Regions from separate parts of the Homo sapiens genome. Here region 2 is linked to region 1. A link is a loop called in an ENCODE intact Hi-C map of the cell type or tissue named here. Cell type or tissue: MCF 10A. All regions are shown on one strand. Links, peaks and the distances in the headings refer to the core of each region. The heading gives the core; the rest is flanking DNA.

Region 1 (2,918 bases), core at 267-2,766:
AATGAACTGACAACTGAAAAAGTGAGGGAAATTGGAGGAGTGAATTGTTGTTGTTGTTGTTGTTGTTTAGACAGAGTCTCTCTCTGTCACCCAGGCTGGAGCAGTGGCACAATCTCCAGTCACTGCAGCCTCCACCTCCCAGGTTCAAGCAATTCTACTGCCTCAGCCTCCCAAGTAGCTGGGATCACAGGTGTACGCCACCACGCCCGGCTAATTTTTGTATTTTTAGTGGAGACAAGGTTTCACCATGTTGGCCAGGCTGGTCTAGAAATCCTAACCTCAAGTGACCCACCCACCTCCGTGTCCCAAAGTGCTAGGATCACAAGCATGAGCCACTGCATCTGGCCTGGAGGAGTGAATTCTTTATGATGGTATGGGGTGGGAATCCAAAGCACATCAGGAGGGAATAGCCTTACAGCAATGAGAGTTGGAAGAGTATGTGGGCATGAATATAGTGAGCTGGTAGAACTAGAGGTGGGAAAATTAGATTATGGTGGGATCATAACCTGTGAGTGAGTGAGTGAGTGAGTGAGTGAGTGAGTGAGTGAGTGAGTGAGTAAAGGAACTAGAAGAGGTTTAAGAAATCATTCTAGAGAGTTAGAAATGGAATATGGCTCCACAGGTATAGTAGGATGCCACTAAGTGTAATATGCCCTGACATTTGTGGTCATGGTTTTGAAATAACTAAACCTAGCAACAATTATTTTATTTTCTCCAGTAACATTTAGCTGCTTGGGTGAAGATGCAAAGTAGGCAGTCACTTCAATATAACTAGTGTTGAAATTTTGCCAGGCAAGGAAGTGGCAAAGAGATGGCCAAGGTAATCAAGAAACATCTGTAAGAAAATCGTCATAACAGTATGTGAAATCACAGCTGGTAAGAAGGAAGTGAAAGATAGAGAATGTGATGAATATGATGAATATAAAAATAAATAACAAAGGCAGGGGATTAGAAGACTTTATAAGGTTGGTAACTTGCAAGAGTGGGATAAGCAGCGTAAGTGAGCTGGATGGATAAGAGAGAATGATCAGAAAATGAGACGTTTGAAATGAAAATGTGGTGACTGTTAGTAAGGAAAAGGTGGATGCTGTGACCATATGAGTAGCATCTAAGTGAGAAGGAAGGTGGATAGAAAAGATCAGTATCAAAAACTGACATAAGATTTTTTATTACTTTACAATCATTTGAGATCGAAATGCTATTAAGATTATTTTTACACCATTTCTTATATTATTCATGTAGACTAAACAATTTTGTTTTTTTCTGGTCATAAAGGGTGATCAATATAAAAATTAATTCTGGTATGACATATATGGTAATTTCCTCAGTATTTCCTGATTGTTTTGCTCATACAGTAAGTTATCCTAGACAATTGTATTTGGAGTCCTTGAGTCTGCTTTTTAGAGTTTACCTGTCTTTTTCCTCTGTTCCTTTCAGGCACAGGAGGCTGAAAACTAGATTTCCTAGAATTCACTAACGCATTTCTTAGTTAGATACTTGAGGGCATACCTAGATTGAAGTCCATGAACTTGACTGAATCTGTTTGGATTTCTCGTGTCCTTTCCTTGGCTTCCTTCCCTCTAGACAAGTGAAGCTTTACTCTTTGAGGAGGAAAAGGGGGTACCAGGGCTGACAGAAGTCAACCACTGACAATAATAATCCTTTATTTCTAGCCAATGGATTTTGACAAGATTTGACAAATTTCTGTATTTAAATTTCTAGTGTTCAATTAAGATACTTCTCTTGCTTATGAACAATCTTCTTGTGGAATAGTCATAAAGTTATGAGTGGCCCAGGATTTAATTTCAATGTTAAAATAGTTCTGATTTGGGGTTTTAATTAATTCACATTTGAATAAAAATTTATAACCTACCTCCCCCTGCTTCTAAAGATTCTTTCCTGTGTGGCCTTTCTCATGTGTAAAATCTATGATATAATCACTGCTATACAAAATGCGAGAAAGCACAAATTAAGACTATTCCCAAATAGCCAACAGCCCAACCAAAGCAGTTATCTAAAGAGGACTGGTAGAATAGCCATTTATTTTGTTTTTCTTCACTTCCTTTTTTTACTGTTAAATTTTTTTTTTTACTTAACACTAATTGATAGTACATGTCCACATCCTCGTTCCTGTAATTATTACACACGCAAAATAAGATGACAGGTCTGAGGCATCAAAACTCTTTCGGCAGCTGCTGTACAGTTCTGTTATGTGAAGAGGGAAGTCTCCACTTCCTTCTATATAATGAATGCTGCACATTCTTCCACAGACTGTTTATAAAAGCTGACTCCTGGGACCTAGTAAGCAATATCTTACTACAGAGATCCTTTCCAAAAAAAAAGGGCTTAGGAACTCTACAGAATGCTATTACAGACACAGGAGATATGGAGTTGGGAAAGAAGTAATTAAATGAAAACGTTATAGATTAAAAAGGAGTCTGAAAAAAAAGCAGAACCCTGGGAATAGCAAGAGATAAAGTAGCTGGAGGCATCTGGCCTTTTCTGAGCAAATTTAAGCACAAACTGGCAATCAGTAGAGGCAGTTACTTGAGCATTCTGCTTTAGCTAGGGAAGCACTGGTTTAACCTCACCAATACATTTTTGACATGAATGGTTTCAAAGATCTTATATATCTGCATACTTATTTTATAGATTTCTACCAGTCCATCATTTTCCCTTCAAACCATTCATTCACTCATTCAACATATTTATTGAGACCCTATGTGCCGGTCACCATTGTACGTGGTACATATACAGTAGGGCGAAAATTACCCCAAAATATCTTTGTGCTCATGGCTCATGAGTTCCAGAGGAAAGAAAAACACTAAATGTAATAAATAAATAAAGGACAGTATGTCGGAAAGTAATGAGTGCCGTGGAAATAACAGACAGCAGAGTAAAGGGGAGCAAGTGAAGGA
Region 2 (2,918 bases), core at 219-2,718, 60 kb after region 1:
AAGCTGTTACCAAAAACAAAATGAAAGGAAAAGAAGATATATTCTAGGTGTTTAATTACTGAAATAATTAACTTTGTTTTCAATCCAAAAATCAAAAAAAGAAAGCACCAGTAGGCAGAGCAGGATAGCTGACTAGAGGAGCATAATGCTAGTACACCATACAAGACAGGATCAAAGCAATGAATGAAAATTACATTGGACTGGGGTGTTTGAGGGAGAACACTGCAGTACAGCAGGGAAGAGAGAAAACCTGTGGAGCAAGGAGACCTTTAGGGAGGGCCACATACAGAAGAGACAGAAACACCCTGCCTCCACCACGTGATCTTCTCAGCTGGAATTATCTAGGAACAAGAAGGCACTTGATGGACAAAGGTATGTAGGAGGCCTGTAGCACCCCCCATTAATGTGATGAACACCTGCAGTCTTTGCTTCCAGAGAAATCTTCAGTCCTCACAGTCCTTGAGCCCAGTTTGGGGAGGGGCTTGGTATCCATATAGCTGCACTGCCCCCAGAAAAGAAGCCCACATTGTGTGCCCTCTGACCCACACAACCCAATCTGCAGCTATATAGGACCCATCTTGAAACCGGAACAACAGGTAGAGTGCACCTTGCTCCAGGAACTGCATCTTTTCATCTCTGAGGCTAAAATGCCATTATACCACCTTCACACAAAGAAGTGCACCATTCCATCACCAAATTGCTACAGATCCCCACACCCTGGGAACAAGTTGCCTAGGAGACAATCTCTGCTTTTCACATCTTAGTGACTGTAGCACCCTGACCCCAGCCTGTTGGAACCTAGGTCCAGCAACCTGGCCCCAGAGCCCATGCAGCTTACTGCCTCCAAAGTAATAGATAATTCTGCCCAGCAGAGAAACCTAGTCTGGGTCAGCCATATGCACAGTCAACACAATCACCAGCCAGGCACACTACTTCCAAGAGAGCCCTGCCTCGAGCCAGTGGACTGGTCCTTGCATATCCCAATGCACTCACCAGCCAGATACACCAATTCCAGGGGTGTCCTGCCACAAGCCAGTGAACCAGGCCCCCACAGACCAACTGCACATTCACCAGCCAAGCATGCTGCCTTGAGGGAGGCCCACCCTGAGCTGACAAATCAGCCCCCATGCACCAGTAGAGTGCTCACCAGAAAAGTGCACTGCTTACAGGGAGGCCCTCCTCTGAGTCAGCAAATTGTGGTCCCCATGTACCCTGGCATGATCACCAGCTGGGCATGCCACTTCCATAGAAACCCTGTCCAGAGCTGATAAGATGGCCTCTGTGTGTCACTGGCAAGCTCAAAAGCTAGGCACGTTGATTCCAAAGGAGCCCTGCCTCAAGCTGCGAGTCAGGCCCACAATCACCACCCAGGTACTCCACTTCTAAGGGAGAGCCACTATAAGTCAGCAAACCTATCCACACATACTGCCAGCACACTCATCAGGCAGGCATGCTGCTCCTAAGGAAGCTCCACCCCAAACCAGCAGACTGCCCCTCACATGCCACCAGTCCACTCACCAGCCAAGTACTGTTCTCCCAGAAAGACTCCACCCTGAGTTGATGGACCAAGCCCTTTACTCACCAGGCAGGCATGTTGCTCCCAGAGGAGCTCCCACCCCTATCTGGCAGCCTAGCCACACAAACTCCTGCAGCCTATGCCACCAAAGCACTCAGGCATTACCAAAGTTGACTACAGCTGAAGAAACTGCATGGAGACCCCTACTGTGCCCACCCAGAACCAAAGCCAATACACATGCTACCCAACTGATACCCTCAGACACATCTGTAGGTGAAAGTCTGTCTATAAAATACAAATGCCACTCCATAAAATTGGAAGAGGCAACTATTTTACCAGATGCGCATATATCAACACAGGAGCACAAGAAACATGAAAAAGCAAGGAAACTTAACATCACCAAAGGAGCACAATGATGCTCTAGTAACTGACCCTAAAGAAATGGAAACATATAGTTGCCTAAAAAGGAATTCAAATAACAATTCTAAGGAAACTTAGTGAGATGCAAGGGAATACAGGTAGACAATTCAATGAAATCAGAAAAATAATTCATGGCCTGAATGAGAAATTCAACAAGGAGACAAATATAAAAAAAGAACCAAACAGAAATCTTAGAACTGAAGAACTCAATGAATGAGATAAAAATATAACAGGGAGCTTCAACCTCAGACTAGATCAAACAGAAGAACATTTCTGAACTTGAAGACATCTCTTTTGAAATAACAGAGGAAAAATGGGGAAAGAAGAATGGAAAAGAACCAATAAGGCCTAGAGGATTTATGGGACACAATTAAATGAACAAATATTTACAATAAGAGAGTTAAAGACAGGGAAGAGATAAAGTCACAGAAAAAAATTTTAAACAAAATAATAGCTGAAAACCTCTCAAGTATTGGGAGAGTTGTGGACATCCAGTTCCATTAAACTCAGAGAATCTCATATAGATTCAACCCAAAGGGGTCTTCTCTGAGGCACATTATAATCTAATTGTCAAAAGTCAAAGACACAGAGAGGTTTCTAAAAGCAGCAAGAGAAAAATGTCAACATATAAGGGAAGCCCCATTAGACTATCAGCAGATTTCTTAGCAGAAACTGCAGGCTAGGAGAGAGTGTAACATATGTAATGTTATATTCAAAGTCATAAAAGAAAAAATAGTTTCACCAGGAATACTAGACCCAGCAAACCATCCTTTTGAAATGAAGAAGAAATAAATACTTTCTCAGACAAGCAAAAGCTGAGGGAATTTGTCACCACAAGACTGACCTTACAAAAAATGCTTAAAGGAGTGCTTCAAGCAGAAGTGAAAAGATAATAACTAATAACATGAAAACATATGAAAAAAGTGTAAACTTCATTGGAAGAGGTAAATTCATAATAAGTTCAGAATATTACATTAGTGTG

The links. Hi-C counts contacts between places; a loop is a spot of excess contacts. Peaks named below come from ENCODE experiments on the same cell type or tissue, not always from the same donor. Only the 100,000 strongest peaks of a DNase experiment are listed, where the experiment ranks them.
Region 2: a loop joins it to region 1, with 2.1 times the contacts of the local background. A loop is called at or near these places in 6 of 110 quality-filtered maps.

Annotation. Positions count from the first base shown.
Region 1 is chr7:88,313,606-88,316,523 of GRCh38, reverse strand. All of the region lies in intron 1 of LOC124901692 (a long non-coding RNA gene), which reads right to left. Among named protein-coding and RNA genes, the nearest start is that of STEAP4, 8.2 kb to the right of the region's middle. In MCF 10A, for the core only: no CTCF peak of the experiment used is centred there; no DNase peak of the experiment used is centred there.
Region 2 is chr7:88,253,491-88,256,408 of GRCh38, reverse strand. No RefSeq gene overlaps it. Among named protein-coding and RNA genes, the nearest start is that of SRI, 35 kb to the right of the region's middle. In MCF 10A, for the core only: no CTCF peak of the experiment used is centred there; a DNase peak (open chromatin) is centred at 1,508.